Linked DNA regions of Mus musculus: region 2 is linked to region 1. Evidence: chromatin loops called from intact Hi-C (ENCODE). Cell type or tissue: heart. All regions are shown on one strand.

Evidence for each region. Hi-C counts contacts between places; a loop is a spot of excess contacts. Peaks named below come from ENCODE experiments on the same cell type or tissue, not always from the same donor. Only the 100,000 strongest peaks of a DNase experiment are listed, where the experiment ranks them.
Region 2: it touches region 1 in a loop (2.0-fold over the local background); 3 of 42 quality-filtered maps call a loop at or near these places.

Annotation. Positions count from the first base shown.
Region 1 is chr2:72,294,697-72,302,696 of GRCm38, forward strand. It overlaps Map3k20 (mitogen-activated protein kinase kinase kinase 20), which reads left to right. Exons shown (of 20, transcript NM_023057.5): 2 at 3,492-3,684. The coding sequence starts at 3,526. Among named protein-coding and RNA genes, the nearest start is that of Map3k20, 13 kb to the left of the region's middle. In heart, a CTCF peak has its summit at 3,989 (motif pointing right); DNase peaks (open chromatin) are centred at 3,175 and 3,825; H3K27ac peaks cover 682 bases.
Region 2 is chr2:72,472,416-72,480,415 of GRCm38, forward strand. Cdca7 (cell division cycle associated 7) reads left to right here and starts at 3,804. Exons shown (of 9, transcript NM_025866.3): 1 at 3,804-3,896; 2 at 6,491-6,613. The coding sequence starts at 3,876. In heart, no CTCF peak of the experiment used is centred here; a DNase peak (open chromatin) is centred at 3,826; H3K4me3 peaks cover 3,569 bases; H3K27ac peaks cover 3,398 bases.

The sequences.
Region 1 (8,000 bases):
CACAGAAGGGGACCCGCAGGCAGTGCTTCATGCATGTGTGAGAAATAAGACCTGAAATGAATGAGACTGGAGTCCTAAAGGAACACCACTAGACAGCTGCGATTCAAAGATGTGAGCTAAAGGTTGGGACTGAGTGTCCTACCAGTGAATGAAAGAAATCATCTCTAAGAACACTCTAATAAAAAAAAAGGGCAAGATTCTACAGATAAAGAAATGATTCTAAAAGCCCTCAGGGATATATATATATATATATATATATATATATATATATATATATATATATCGGTTTAGGCATCAGAGTAGCATCACACTGCTCCATAGCAACATTAGAAATGAGGAGAGGTGCTAAAGAGATGGCTCGGCGATGAAGGTTATTTGTTATCTTTTAGAGAACATGGGTTCAATTCCCTGTACCCATGTGGTTACTAACAACTGTCTATAATTAATTCCAGATGATCTGACTTCTTCATGCTGCAGGCACCAGGCCTGTACGTGGTGCACAGTCAACACACACAGGCAAACACTCATACACATAAAAAAAAGTTTTCTTCTAGAAAAAAAGAAAGGAGTCAGCTGAGGGGATCGGAGAGATGGCTCAGCAGTTAAAAGCACTGGCTGCTCATCCAGAAGTCATGAGTTCGTTTCCCACATCCACACAGTGGCCTCTGCTCAGGGAGCCACTGGGAGATGCGTGTTGTCAAGGTGCAGAAGTAAACCAAGAAAGAGAAGCTGAAGATCCAGGGGCAGGGTTTTCCTCAGAGGGTGAAAGAGAAGGAAGGTCTTTGAATAGCAGAGGAGATGAAATTCCAATGACAGTCAGGCCTGGGGGCGCAACCATTTCAGCCAGACTGAATCAAGAGGAAGTGTTTAGAAAGAACGTCTTGATGAAAACCAAGGTGCTCCTCCCTCTGGGGATCAGAGGATAAAGGCAAGAAGAAGCTGGTGTTTGTTGCTTTGTTGGGAGCTTTGTAGTTCCTGGGGGGACTGGTGGAGTTGGGTAAGTTTATCAGGAGTGTAAAAAGCTAAACAGACAACAGAAGACAGAAGCAGGGCAACTAATAACTCCAGGAGAAACAAAAAGCTATCCAAGTAAAATGTAACCATTGCTGCATGGCGGTGCTGGAAATGGTCTTGATTTTGCAAGACTACTTTCTATAAACCGTGAATATTGTCTTAGCCAATGGTTCAGGTTGTAAACAGAGGTTAGACCAGTGTGGCCCCTGAAGATGTGTGGAGGTGAAGGATGGTGTAAGAACCGAATCCCTCTTCCACAGGGAATGGTTGATGACAAGATCTAAAGTAGGGAAATCAAAAAGCAACAGTGTTCAAATACATGGCTTAGAAATGTGATCAAGCCGGACGAGGTGGCGCACGCCTTTAATCTCAGCACTTGGGAGGCAGAGGCAGGCAGATTTCTGAGTTTGAGGCCAGCCTGGTCTACAGAGTGAGTTCCAGGACAGCCAGGGCTACACAGAGAAACCTTGTCTCGAAAAACCAAAAAAAAAAAAAAGAAATGTGATCAAGACAAGGAGATAGATGCTTGAAGGAGCTGTTACTAGTTGCTCTCTCAGAGTTGAGTGGGCACAGCCAGGCAGTGGATCTGCAAGGTCTTATAAGCTTCGTGGCCGTATTTCAATTCTTACACTTGGATAAAATTAATTACAAAAGCATAGACTTACCCATCCTCTGCTGCGGAGATCTAGCATATAGTGTTTGACGTTTGTTGTGCGAGCTTTTTTGCCTCGCACACGCTGTCTGTGTTTGTCTGGCACATTCTCCTATATTTTCTATAAACCTTCTTTACTAAAGTTAGCGGGATTGCAGTGAGTCTGTCTGGAAAATCACTGAATTAAACGCAGCCACAGAGTGCGTCTGTGTTCCTCACAGCCGGTCTCCTCCCTCTGTTTTCTTGTCAACGCAGCCCTCTAAACATTACAAGCTCTAAACAGTAGAGGATAAACAAATTGCTTCGTTTCTCTTTCTTGCCTTCTCCCCAAAGTGGAGCAGACTTGGACTTTGCAATAAGAAATCAACATTCTTCAGTGAGCCGATGTTCCGAAAATGGAATGGCTGAGCCAGCTGCGCCCTGAGTTCTCGGAGCTCCCTGTGCGAGCATGTCTCCTCGAAGCTCCGAGTAGTTGATGGAGAAACTGAACTTACAATGACCCAGACAGCTCCCTTCTACCTTTTATTTTGGAATAATAATAAAAAATAAAATCCAGGCTTCATAGAAAATGGCCAGGATAGTAAAAAGCCCATGCCCCTTTCTGATTTGTGGCTCTCAACTCTGTCACGGTGCTTTCTCCCTCTCACACACTTGCATCCTAACCCCCTCTCTCATGTGCATTTGGGGGTGGTGTCAAAATCATCAAGTGAGTTGCAAGTGCCATGTTTCCATGTGCCTAAATATTTACAGAGGATCAAGGCAGAAAGTGATCGTACATTGTGTTTCATCCTGGATGCCCTCAAGTTCTTACAGAGTTCGTTTTCTTGTTATTTGTTAAGTGTTTCATGATGGTGACCATCCGAAGCATGAACCAGCTGCTTGAGAGAGAGTCCTCTAATATAGATAGGTTCCTCATTTTGCTCCATGATTACAATATTGTGGTTTACAGTTCCAGAAAGGATGCCCAGAGAGATTCCTTTATGTACCGCCTGTAGCTTCTTACACTTGCTCAAGAGTTACACTTCACCAGTTGTGCGTTTCAGGTTTTGTTTTTCCTGATAATTTAAAGTCTGGGATAGAGGATTAAGAGTGAACGCTTACCTGCGGAAGAGTAAGGATGAGTCAACCATAGACAACCCCCCTGCGGTAATCTCGGGAGGGGTCATCTGTCCCCCTGGAAACAAGCATAATATTTTTTAAAACAACTTTGGCAGTATTCCTTGGCTGACTTAATCTACTGTAATCAGGGGCAATGTCTCTTAGAAAGTCAATTCTTCTATGGAGTGCAGTCTAGTGAGACACATGTGGAAACCCTTGGGTAGCTTTTCCTTCACCCCAAGTGAAGTCTTGTTTGGAGTCTAAACACTGCATATGTGTTTACTCTGCAGCGTCCTGGCTGCAGCCGTGCCAGGATCCTCAGGGGCTTAGGCTGTGTATGTTTCCTGTGAGGCAAGGGCAGCCCGGAGAGCCGGCGTGCCGCACATGCCAGAGGAACTATGCAAGCTTGCTGTTGAAGGCATGGTTTCTGTGTGTCAGGCCTTCCTGGTAGGAGACCTGGTGACACAGTAGCCTTTAGGCAGAGCTCCGGAGGATCTGTAGGAAGCACTGTGGCAGGTTTCGTTGGGGGGAGAAATCTGAGCCATTTCCAAGCCTGGGCAAGCCGACTGCCAGCCAGGGTGAGTGCTTTCATTTCGACTTGTTTGTCTTGCTTCTCTTTCTGAACTCATCGGGCCTTTCTAGAAGTTTCACAGGACTTGTTATAAATATCTAGAGCACGACTCGAATTGATCTGTGATTCGGCATTTCTTCTCTTTCCCCTCTCCAGATTTTGTGGACGTTTACTACTTTGTCATTATGAGATGTCGTCTCTCGGAGCCTCCTTTGTGCAAATTAAGTTCGACGACTTGCAGTTTTTTGAAAACTGCGGTGGAGGAAGTTTTGGGAGTGTGTATCGAGCCAAATGGATATCACAGGACAAGGAGGTGGCTGTAAAGAAGTTACTCAAAATAGAGAAAGAGGTAAGATCTGCTCCCAGAGGCTCTCACACCAGCTCTTATATAAGCCTTCCAGCCTAGCGGAGTTAGAGGGTCACAGAGCTGGAAGGATCTGGCAAGTCCTTTGGGGCTGGTCCATGAGGCTCCTTCCCAATTCCCATTCTGGGAACCCCATAAATAGAAAATATTGCACTGTGTGCTTTAGGGTCGAGCTCTACTAAGGGACATGTGAAGCTAGAGGATTTCTTTCCATGGTAAGCCGGTGTTCTCTGAGCTGGCTGGCCTACAGAAACAGGCGGGTTTGAGCTTTTCACTTCTTCAGGGGAACCAGGAGGGGGCAGTAAAGAGTAAGAGGTAACATTTTCATTGCTCCCTATTTTCACCCCTTGCATTGGGAGTGGTCCCTCTTGGTGCCTTTGGAAAATAAGAGTATTTGTTTTCAACTGAACTAAGCAGTGCTAGCTTCTTAGGTTTCACCTCTACAAGTTCACAGTGGTGCATTTTGTGCAATATAGAAGTAGGTTCCAGATAGAGTTGTCTTACCTTGTAAAAATCAGAATAAGGTCTTGGCTTTGAGAGTCGGGAACTTGTGTTGAAGTATATGAGCCCTGAACTCTTAAGTTCTTCATCGTTTATAGGAATGTCCCCGTCCCCATCCCCCCCGTCCCCCCCCCCACACACACACAAACTGATGCCACCACTATATTAAGTTTGGTACCTCAAGAGTCAAATGATTCGTATAGCTGGTCCGTGAGAGTTAAGCCTTTGTAACCCTGTAAAGTACTTTTAAAAATTTATGAGCCATCTATGAGCCATGTTAATGTTTCAATACATGTATGCATTGTGTGCTTAAGTCATTATATCCATTGCCTCGTTTAACATTTCTTTTACAACGTAAACATTCAAACGCCTTTCCTTTGGCTCTTTGAGATTACAGTATATTACCACTATCTGTAATTGCCCTGCTGGTGGCCTTTAATACCTTCCTCTCATGCTCACCTTGGTCATTGTTTTATATCCAGTTTTCACTAAGTATTGTTCCTTTCAAGACAACCTATAGATAGATATACACTCTTCTCCCCAAGCGATCTTGTTATCATTAATTGCCACCAGTGAACCACCCTGGCTGATGAGAGATGAGAACCCAGGGTCAGCCTTGCAGGTCTCCTCTCAGCAGTGTGCCATGGATGGAGCTCATCAGCCCACTCACCCAGTGTTGAAACCATGACCCTGGCTCTGTGGTGTCTCTGCCGTGGGCTGTCTTTGTGTTTTACGTGAAGCAGAAGGGTACTAAGTAAAGATCAGCTCTTGCATTAGAACCACTTCTGACACCAAACTCTTTGATTTGGTAAGATGACATTATTGTCCCCATTTTATAGACTGGGAAACAGAACACTGAGAAATGTATTAGCCACTCCAGCAGGGACAGATAGAATTCAGGAGGCTGGGCTTCTTGTTCTTCAGTATTTTACTGGGAGACTTCTAGTTGACCAGGTAGGAATAGAAAATAAGCCAATTCCATCTACTTATGTAAGAATGGTAAAGGCAGGCCATGGGGCTTGGATACTTATATGGCTTCTTCTATGGTTACTGGATGAGACTGGAAACTGATTTGAAGCAGAGCATTCCATTTAGCCCGCTCACTTCCTACCTCTCCAGCATATGTGCATAGGATGTGCCTTTTCCATGGTTTGATAGGGCAGGAAAATGACACGGGAAAGCACAGGGTGAGTGCAAGAGCTGGACGCTGCCAAATCCTGCTTTTGTATTGCAAGAGCGTAACTCATAAACTATAAGTCGGAAAGAGTAGAAGGTGCATTTCATTTAGAGGACTGTTGCTGTCAGAGACAGTCTTTATTCATCCCCGTGCCAGGTACCCCACACTGCTCATCCCACAGGAGTTTAGTGTGAAAGTCCAATGAGGCAGTGAGGGTAATTGGAGAGGAAGTATGCACCCCTTGCGAAGTTGTATTTATAAGATGTGAGTTGGCCACTGGCTAGGCACTTTTCAAGTGCTAAGATAAAGGTAATGAACTCTAGAGTCTTTCCCCCATTTGTACACTCAATCCTATGCCTCTTGGTCGTTATTTTTCCAATGAGTCTTAGAAGAGACGGACCCCGTAATGAAGTGCCTGTAACTCACTTCGTGGGACGCTGAGAATGGCCTGACATCTGACTAAATGTTTGTTCTGTGAACTTGGTCATATGTGGAGAATATATGTGACAAATATATTGTCACAGCCTATGTGACTACTTGCTTGCACTTCCCTTGTGACTCCTCGTGTAGTGAGGTATGATGTGTCCCTTGTGACTCCTCGTGTAGTGAGGTATGATGTGTCCCTCTGTTTTACAAAGTATGTGTTTCCTTCCTACTGAAAAGAACAAAGAGTGGCACTTGCTTAAAATGTTTTCTAAAAATGATTTAAAGCAAACACCAAGAAAAATTATAAGACTATCACGACCTCTATAATACCACTTAAGTCTACCACATAGTGACATTTTGTGACATCTGCCTTTTCTCTTTAGTGACTTATGTGCAGTTACAATTATTTTGTTTTTCATGACTATGAGAGTAAATTACAGATGCTATATGTGTTTATTCAAAGCATTTAAGCATCTCCTAAAAACCCAATTAACAAGGTAAGGAAATTGAATGGTTATATTATTTTATTGGATCATCCATCTTCAGATTTGTCCATTTGTCCCAAGAGACGTTTATGGGATTTTTTCCCTACGCAGGATACACTCCAGGATGACAAATGGCTGTATGTCTGTTTAGCCTGTTTTATTCTGGAATAGTTACCCTGCCTTTCTTTGCCGTTTAAGACTTTTCCAGTTTTGATGAGCCGAGAACACTTATGTTGCAGAGTGCCCTTTGTTTTGGCCTTGCGCTTTTCCCCTCATGTGGCTCATGTGGCTGTGGTGGGGATGTTATAGTGGTTGTGTGTCCTTGGTGACTCTTGGTGTGGTGTGATGGGTATCTCTTGTCTGCCTTAGGTTTGGTAATGTTACTTTTGAGCCCTTCCCTGGTTACTAGACCACTCAATTCCTCTGTGGTGAAAAATACCTATTTCCCCTTTTGTAATTAAGTGTTGGGAGCTACTTCGAGGCTGTGTAAATATGTCTTCTGAGCTCAAGCATCCCTTGGTGACTCTGTCTTAGATGTGTCATTATCATGATAGTCCATTGTGCCAAGGTCAGAGGTTCCCTCCTGACCTGTTCCCCAGGCTGCTTTCTCTCTCCCTGTATTTACACTGCCCAATTTGTTTATCTGTTTATAGACATTAAATCCTTTTACAATTCAAAGTGACGCAATCCATTACGTCATACACGTTTGTGCCTGTATTATGTCCAGCTTGGCAAGAGCTCCTTCAGAGTGGCTTCTGTGGCTTTTGACCACACCGTTCATCTGGGATGCTTTCCTTACTTCTGGACACAGAAAGTTACCCAACTCACTCAACTCCCGTCCCCACTGCTGGGCCAGCCATTTCTTTAGGAGGTCCTGAGTCAGCTTCCGACTTGGAGTTGGTATCTCAGAGCCAAAATAACCAAAATGGGAGTATTAGGGGTGCCTATTTTAGACTTTTTGAAAAAGAACCCTTGCTTTTTTTTAATTTTTATTTTATAAGAGTGTTTAAATTTTAAACTCAAACCTCTGGCTAGACAGAGGTCTGCCTTTCTGGAGAAGAGTTTAGAAGTATGTAGCACACTGACGCTGGTCTCCAAATAGTTGCTTTCTGTGGGTCAGAGGTTGTGCTTCTGGGACTTTCTACGTCAGCTGTTAGAGGGGTCAGATAGGGAGTCAGGTAAGCTAGCGGTGGAGACACGTGGAGAGGGTACTGTGCTGCCTCTGCAGTGGCAAAGTGCTCAACATTTACCGGAAGTGAAGCGAGGAGGACAGCTTGTAAAACACGTATATGCTTGGTATCTGTGTGCTGCTTTTTTTTTCTCTTGAATATCTGTGGTTTTCTATGATTTCATGTTTTCTTTCAATATTTTATTGTGAAAAAATTTCAAACATAAAGTAAATTTTACAGTGAATGTCTATAGACAACATATGGAATATATAGTTAGCAAGAATACGTGTGACCACCTGTATGGCCAGCTCTCCACGTCTTACTCATCCGTCCGTCGGTCTGTCCGATGCATTTCACCCCAGCATCATTGTCTTTCTCTTAAACATGTCATTGTGCATATTACTGTCTGAGCTCAGCTGTAGTTAGTTTTATTTTTTTCCCCCTGTGGTAGAAATATGTGTCGCTCCGTTTTTAGAAGTGTGGCTTGACTATGACATATATTTACATTTCTAATAAGAAAAATACAATTTAAGAAGTATAGTT
Region 2 (8,000 bases), 180 kb after region 1:
GAAGTGTAAGGGTCAATTGCTGAAGGAAGATCCCAGACTTAGATGGTATATAAAAACAAAGAGCGTTTATTCTATAGAAACAAACAGCATGCGAGGGGCAACCATTTTCTAAAATGGCGACCCCCAAACAAAGGCACGAAGGCCTTCTTATAGGGAACCGGGGGAACTCTCTAGAAGGACTAGGTAATCCAAAATTTCATTGGTGGATGCTAGGGGTCACAGGTGGTCAGAGGTCTGCATTCCTATGTCATGAATGTTTAACCGTAGGATGTCATAGGACTGTCCAGCGCAGATGGTCCATCCTGAGATAAGATATTTCCCCATTTTTATGGTTATCCCCAGGCTGCTCTTTGGTAGGGGGTTTTATGATCTTGTTCTAGATTTTATGGTCTCACCTAGAGCTGATGTCTTATTATTTAGTTTCTGAGACTCATGGTCTATTCCTGAAACTGGTGTCTTACGGCCTTTTTTGAAAGCAGGCCTAGTCTAAATGGAGACAAACGGGGTTTATGGTGTCCTTTCAAAAGGCACAGTGACTAAGCATATAAGGCTACTCCAATGCCTCTACTCATCATGGACTAATCAGCCATATTTGCTTCCCTTTACTTACAGTTGTGACCTTGGCACACCTTGAACTGTGGATCCTCTGGCCTCTTCTTCCCTACTGCTGGGATAACAAGCTTCTGCTACCCTGCCTGATACGATGCCTCCTCCTCCTCCTCCTCCTCCTCCTCCTCCTCCTCCTCCTCCTTTCCCTCCTCCTCCTTCCCTCTTAGAAAGCACTGTGACACTGCAGTCCCAGTCTTTCCCGCCTCCTCCCTCCTTCCTCCCTTTCTCTCTTGAGGGTTAATGGCTATCTTCTTCCACCTGTTCACATTTTCTTCTTCCACAGTTCTTCTGTTTTTGTGCTTTTCAATTTTGTTAGGGGTTAGCCTTCTCCGAGGCATTTGCCATTTGCTTTCCCCCTCAACCTTGTGTGAGGAGCTAGCTTCACCGATGCAAGAGAGCCGCTCTGAACAGTTGTTTAAATCCTGTTACATGCCTACGCCACTGTTCTTTTCCTGTAGTCATATCCTTTTTTTTCTTTTTGAGGGGGTGGTGATAGCTAATCTTGTCAACTTGGTGACACTGAGAAGTGCCTAGGGGATTATTGAAGTGTGCCCCTGAGTGAGTCTTCAGGGTGTTTCCAGAGAGGATTAACTGGGGTTTGGGGTGGGGGTCTGGGAGGAGGGAAGGGCAGGGTATGTAAAGTGAATAAATAAATGAATGGGGAAGAATTCATCCCGAGCACGCAGGGTGTCATTCTGCATGCTAAGGGCTTTAATGGAACAGAAGAGAGGACACAGTGACACAGGCACTCTGCTTTCTGTTTGATTTTCCCTACACCTTCTTGTCATGATAGACTAGACTTTATGAAAGCCTGAGCCAAATAAATTTCTCCTTCATCTCCCTTACCTCCATGTTTGTGTCAGACTTTTGTGCCAATGACGGAACAGAAGCACAAGTGTGACTTCGCTGGTTTGCAATATTTCGCCCTGATATACTATACTGATAGGAATGAGCCAACTACTCCTCCTCTGGTCCAGTTAGCTCCAACTTCAAAACAAAGTCTCAATCTGAACACTCTCCGGGTACTACAATGACATCAGTATCTTAGCATTCCCAGTTTTCGCCCCCTCCTGGCTGGCTGCTCCCCCCAGACTATACCATCCATGGGGGCAAACAGGGGCACCCCAGCCTGTTAAATCCTCCACTGTCTTTCTATCAGGCCTGGAATAAATGCAGAGATCTTTTATAGCTAGGAAGCTCCAAATGTCTACTTTCTCTTCCTCTTTTCCTGACTTTCAGTAGTAGAGATGGGGACTCTTGGCTGCTTCATACTGTTCTGGAACCAGATGCCAGTCTGCCTGAAACTAGTACTTTTTTCCTGTCGCTTCCTTTCTGACCACTCAGATTTCTGGCTGTATATCACCAGCTTGTATAACTATTGTAGAAGTATGCATTGTTCCTTTCCTGTCTTCAGCTTTTCACTGTACTTTCTTCCTCTTCCTCCTCCTCTTCTTCCTCTTTCTCTTCTCCTCCTCCTTCTCCTCCTCCTCCTCCTCCTCCTCCTCCAAAGTATCATACCTGAAATTCTCTTTTGTATCTCTGCTCCTCCATCAGAGTGTACACTCTCTGGACCTTGTATCCTCAGTACTCAGAATAGCACCTGCTTACAACCTTGCACTCAGTTAGGGGCAGGACTTTGAACCGCCCTGATGGTGAAGCCCAGAGGATATACATTGTCTGCAGGACACACACAAGCACAGAAGTGAAAACTTTAAGGAAACAACATGCACACGTCCTGGGCTCACATTGGATTTCGTTGAAAAAGAAATGCAGGAGCACAGAGAGACAAGCCTGTTCCAAGAAGAGTAAAAATGCTCAGTGTAGAACATTACCCAGGCAAAGTGGCCCGGATGCCCCCTTCGTTCTGTGACCTCACATGGTCAGTTCTACTTGCACAAACCATATTCACAAGAACATTGTACTAAGGACAATTTTAGGTCTCCATCCACATACTTATTCATCCAACAAGTGTTGGTTGAACTCCTGGCTGCTACCAGGAATTTTGCCAAACAAATCAATTAGCTGCTTCTCTTGATGCCTAAGTTGGAGACTGGAGTTCTTTGTCTCTAGCACAGAGGGAGGGTGACCCCTGGGCAGCTCCTTCCAATCCATTGTCTTCCTCGGTTATTTATGTCTTTATGGTCAGTACCTAGAGAGGTGTGTGTGTGTGTGTGTGTGTGTGTGTGTGTGTGTTGCGCATGCTCTCTTCACAGAAAAGGACTGTGGCAACATCAATACTAAGAGAAAAGTTTTGAAATAAGGGGGAATGCTTACACTTCAAGAAATGTTTTAAATCTATGATTATAATTAAAGCTCTTTTAAAAAGCACCCAAGGTTTTTCGGTCGTTGCTGTTTGGGTTTTTTTTTTTCCCCCTGTGTTTTACTCTTTAAAAACAGGGGAGCCTCGTTTCATCCCTGTGCCGGTCTTAGTGAGAAGGGCTATAAGAAAGAAAGAAAGAAAGAAAGAAAGAAAGAAAGAAAGAAAGAAAGAAAGAAAGAAAGAAAGATCTTCTAACTAGCTCTGGTTGTTCCCAATTTTGCCTGGAGAAAAATGGACAATCCACAGTGTAATCGCCTGCAGCTTTTATCTCCGAAAGATAAAGCTCTAAAGACTTTTACCCTTCGGAGAGGCTTTACTCAACTGAAGGGCTATTTTTAAACCCACGCCGGAATCTTTCTTGAAGCAACAGGACTTAACTGGTCTATTGACTACATATAGATAGTGGTGTGGTTGCTAGATAAGAGGTGCTATGCTCTCAGATATTTGTGGGTGGTATCCCCGTTCTGTTCTTTAACATTTTTAAGAGATTAAACTACAGCGAAAGTGTGAACGCAGTAAGAGGCTCTACCAGCCTTACAATCTCCCGTTTTGTATGCAAATCAGACGGCCAGTCTCAGGACCTCGGCAGCCACTTTCGCGCCACTTCCCAGGACCGCGCAGCTTCATAAAAAGCCAGTGGCACTGAGTTCCCACAACGCCACTGTTTCATAGAACATTCAGCAGTTTCCGAGGACACTCAAGGTTATTACAACCACGAGAACCGCTTCTATTTTTTTCCAGAGCTGGGACGCTTCGGGTACCGCTAAAGAGGTCATCTTAGCTGGCAGGACCTGCGTCCCGGCGCGGGAAAGCCGGTGGCCCCGCCCCTCCGGCGGCGGAGTGCGCGCCCCGCCTCTGTCCCGGAGCTCGGGTTGTTCGGGCTCTGAGTGCTGGTGTGTTCCGACGAACTATCCCCGTTCCGAGTGCCTGGGTACCCGCCGCCAACATGGAGGCTCGCCGCGCGCGGGTGAGGCCCGGCCGGGTGCACCGGGGCGGGGTTGGTGGGTGCTAGACACGGGCGGGTCCGGGCCACTTCCCTCCGACTCCGCGGGTTAGCTCCGCTCACTTGTCCCACGCGCTCCTGATTGTCGCCAGGTTGAGGGAAATCACAGATCGATTTTCTTATAATCTTTGCACCCAGGATAACTCAAGGCCAAGGTGATGCGCCCGCCGGCGCGCACGGAGTTGCCAGCGTTCCCGGAACCTGCGGCACGGGCGCTCATGCTCCACGTGCGCGCGGAGGCCTGGGACTCGCCGCTGGCCATCCTGTCTGGCGGTCGTATCCCAGCCTTCCACCTTCTGGGACCTCACCCTGCACGACCCGCTGGCGGCGAGTGCGTTGTTACCTACGCGTGCACTAGTGGCCCTGGGATCGATCCTCTTTTGCTCTGCGTCCCCTTCTAACCACTCTGGATCTGCGGGTTTAGCGTAGATGGCCTTGTGAGCATTTCTTGAGAACTTGGGTTGTGCACGTGGGGGGAGGTATTGTTTTAGTCCTAGGCTGTGGTCAGATGCAATTTTGGGGCCCAGCGATGCAAGTCGTGTGCCGCGACCGTTTAGTAACCTTCCCTGCGTCCCCCAACTCCCCACCCGTCCCACCCTTTTCTTCCCGGCTTGCAGCTGCGAGCTGGAACGTAACTCTTTTTGCTCCAACGGAAGCCAGAACTTATGTCCTGCCCTGGAGTGGGTTGAAGAGTGGGGGGATGGGCGGAAAGGAAGACAGTGACGTGCTTCAAATAAATATCGGGTTCGGGGGCCCTTGTGGCGAGGTCTGAGTGGGTAGACGGAGTCGTGGTCTCATAGCGGATCTCCGCGCGTGGGGAAATGGGCTTGGAGTTTGGCTTGCCTTGGTGCATATTTGGACACCTGACTGGAGGAATCGACTTCACCTCTCCGCACTTCAGTTTTCTTACTTATTTAAGTGATGGTAACGTCGCTGCAAAGAATTAAGCGAACATCAGTACCAAATCTGCCGTCAAAGAACACTCACCGTAAACAGAATTAAGAGTTACATCTGCCAAAAAAGTTCACCCCAGGCACGACCTTTGGCTCTCCTTTTTTGTGTGTCTTTTCCATCGAAGACATACTTGCCTGGTGAATGACTGACCGTTGGCCTGTCCTGGCTTGTTAAAGATTAGCCTCTTTTCCTGATGGCTTTTGATTGACTGCCTCCCCTGAGGCTGACATGGAGTTAAATTGATTAGTAGAGTGTAGAGAATTAAAGTCATTTAAGGAGCTGTGTGCCGTTTTGGGGATTTCTTAGTTCTTTGCATTTTGTTGCACCTTATTGCCTTGGACTTCCTCTACCAGAAACCTGGGCAGACTTTTGAATCCCTTTTAACTCCTAACTCTCCACCCACCGCCTCGAACTACTGTTGTAAATACAATATTTGGTAGCTCTCTCGAATACCACACATTGCTGCCATTAGGATATCAGAAGCATACACAAATGGTTGATTGGTGTCTACTTAGGAACATGATGTGGAGGCTGGGCCACCAACATCTTGGAAATCATTTTATTGTATCCGAGAGACTGAAATGTAATGTGTTAGGTGCGGAAGGAAGTCTTTCCCAACATCTAGGCATTTTCTGTTCCCTAACACCCTTGGGCACTCTGGTGGGGCTGGCCCAACTTGGGTCAATAAGAAATGGCCAAATAGGCTGTCCTGGTTACATTTTCTAGTGGACAGTACAAGGCTGTAAGCTAAAATGAATGGAGTTTTTTCATAATTCCGACTAACTTGACCTTTATTTGCTAGAAATGCTTACTGTTGACTTCTACCACAGGTCTTAGAATTCTCAAGCCTTCTGGGGGCCATGAGAAAGCTGTATGGAGCCCATGGTCAGAGAGTTCCTATGGAATCCAGTCTTCAACCTGGCCTAGGAGTGTTAGTTGACCTCTGACTTGGCTTCTTGTACTATGTATTTTCGGGCTGATAACCCTTGATTTGTAAAGACTGCAAAACCTCCATGCCCCTCTCCTTGGAGCGAGCGGCGCCTGTTTGGGTGACTGCCATCTTAAAACACAGGACCTGCCCAATTTTTGTAGTTTAGGAAATTAGCATCACAGTGCAGAGCCCAAGGCTTACATAAAAAGACCTCATTAGCTTGATTTTTGGCTGAGGGAGAAAAATTGCTCCTCCATTTTGTACTTTTGAAATCTCCTTTTAGAAGTACAGTTCAATGAGAAAAAATGAGGCTGGGTTTTAGGAGCTGGTGTTAAGCTCTGTGGAGTTCTATAATGCTAAATGCTTCGGAGTTTAAGGTGGGAGGAGAAGTAACTGCAGATATCCAGAGGCTAAGTTGATGCGTACCATTAAAATGACCTCCTGAAGAGATCCTTCCTTAGAATTTGACCTGAGTTGATTATATTTTTTTAATTTTTATTTATTTATTTTTTTGGTGGTAATTGCCAATCATTTTTCTCTGTAAGGTCTGAAAAAGTTTCAGTCCGTCTGTCTACTCTGCTGTGTAAACCTACCAGACTGAGAACTGATGTGTTGAGTAGTCCTGTATGGCCAGAAGCACCCTGTTCAATGGTGTTGCCATTTCTCTCCGCAGCAAAAGGCTCTCAAAGTAAAGAACTTAAAGGATGTCAGATATATGAAGTTGATTTCCATGGAGACATCGTCCTCCTCCGATGACAGTTGTGACAGCTTTGCTTCTGATAATTTTGCAAACACAGTAAGTGCTGCCTGAGAATAAACAGGATCGAGTCTGCCATGCTCCAAATGCCCCCAAACACTTTGTGCACGATTTAAAAACCGCTTGCTTTTTCGCCTGCATTTCTATACAGCCGTTAGGAAACTGCACCATGCGCTGTCATTTCGCCTCGCTCTTTGCTGTGGTTCTAGGTGGTAATTGTTGAAGGCAGATTAGCTGCTTATTGTGTCCTTTTGAAGTGTCGCCTAACCTAACGCGACTGATGACTTGCTATAACAACTCAGAAATCATTTGTAAACCTCTGAACCATTTTTCTTTGTAACAAAAGCCATTCTCCTGTAGTGAGTGCACTTGTAAATGTGATTTGCTCTCTGCACAGTTTATGGAAAATTGGTTCTTGAAAAAGGAAAAAAAAAAATCCACATGCACATTTATTTATTTATTTTACAGAAACCTAAATTCAGGTCAGATATCAGTGAAGAACTGGGCTCATGTTTTTGGTGTTTTTTCTTTCTTTCTTTTGTAATGAGGACTCTGAGAATGAATCTTTCTGCAGCTTTTCAAAGGGTGAGGTGCAGGATGTATTAAGTCACTGGATTTTTACAGAAACCAAGGCCAGATGCCACTAAGGAATTGGCCAGCATTTTTCATGCCGACTCTGATGAGGAATTATTTTGCGGTTTTTCAGAGAGTGAGATACAAGATGGAATGGTGAGTGTGAGAATTCCACCAGTATCAAGCAGGGAGGTACACCGAGAGGCAGGAGACATTGGCTTTTTGAGCTGATAACTCCCCATCCATGTCGGAGATTTTGATGACCTGATTATAAATATTTTCTTCATGTCTTAAAGCCATTCTTATACTAATGTCCTGCTTGTAGATCTTAACCATTTTTTTAGGTTTTGGGAAATTGCTAAGTAAAGTTGGCTAGCCTCCAGATTACCATTAGCTGCAGAGCTGACCTGATCGCAGGAAGCACGTGTGTCCTAAAGATTAGCTACCGTTGGCGCTTACACGTGCAGGTGCCCAACCCAGTGCTAGCATGGAGCTGACAGAGCCGGGTCCCATGGTTCTAGTTGTTCCTGTGTCTAGAACCCCTTAGGACCGCGTAGCTCATAGCAGGTAGGGCCCTTCTTGCTTCTGTGTCTGCTTTCCCTGGGTGTGCTGCCTTTCGCTCAGCTCTGTCACCTGCTGTGCCTGTGCCTGTGCCTTACTCCCTACTCCTGAGCATAGCATGCTTTCTATAGACTTTCTCCCAAAGAAGTGCACTTGTTACAAATCACCCGCATGTTATTTACGTTGTTGTCACTGACCACATTCCCTGCAGGCCACCACTTGACTGGCTCTGCTGTGACAGCACTTGGCTCTAGAACTATTTTATCACCATCTATACCTACGCATGTTTTCT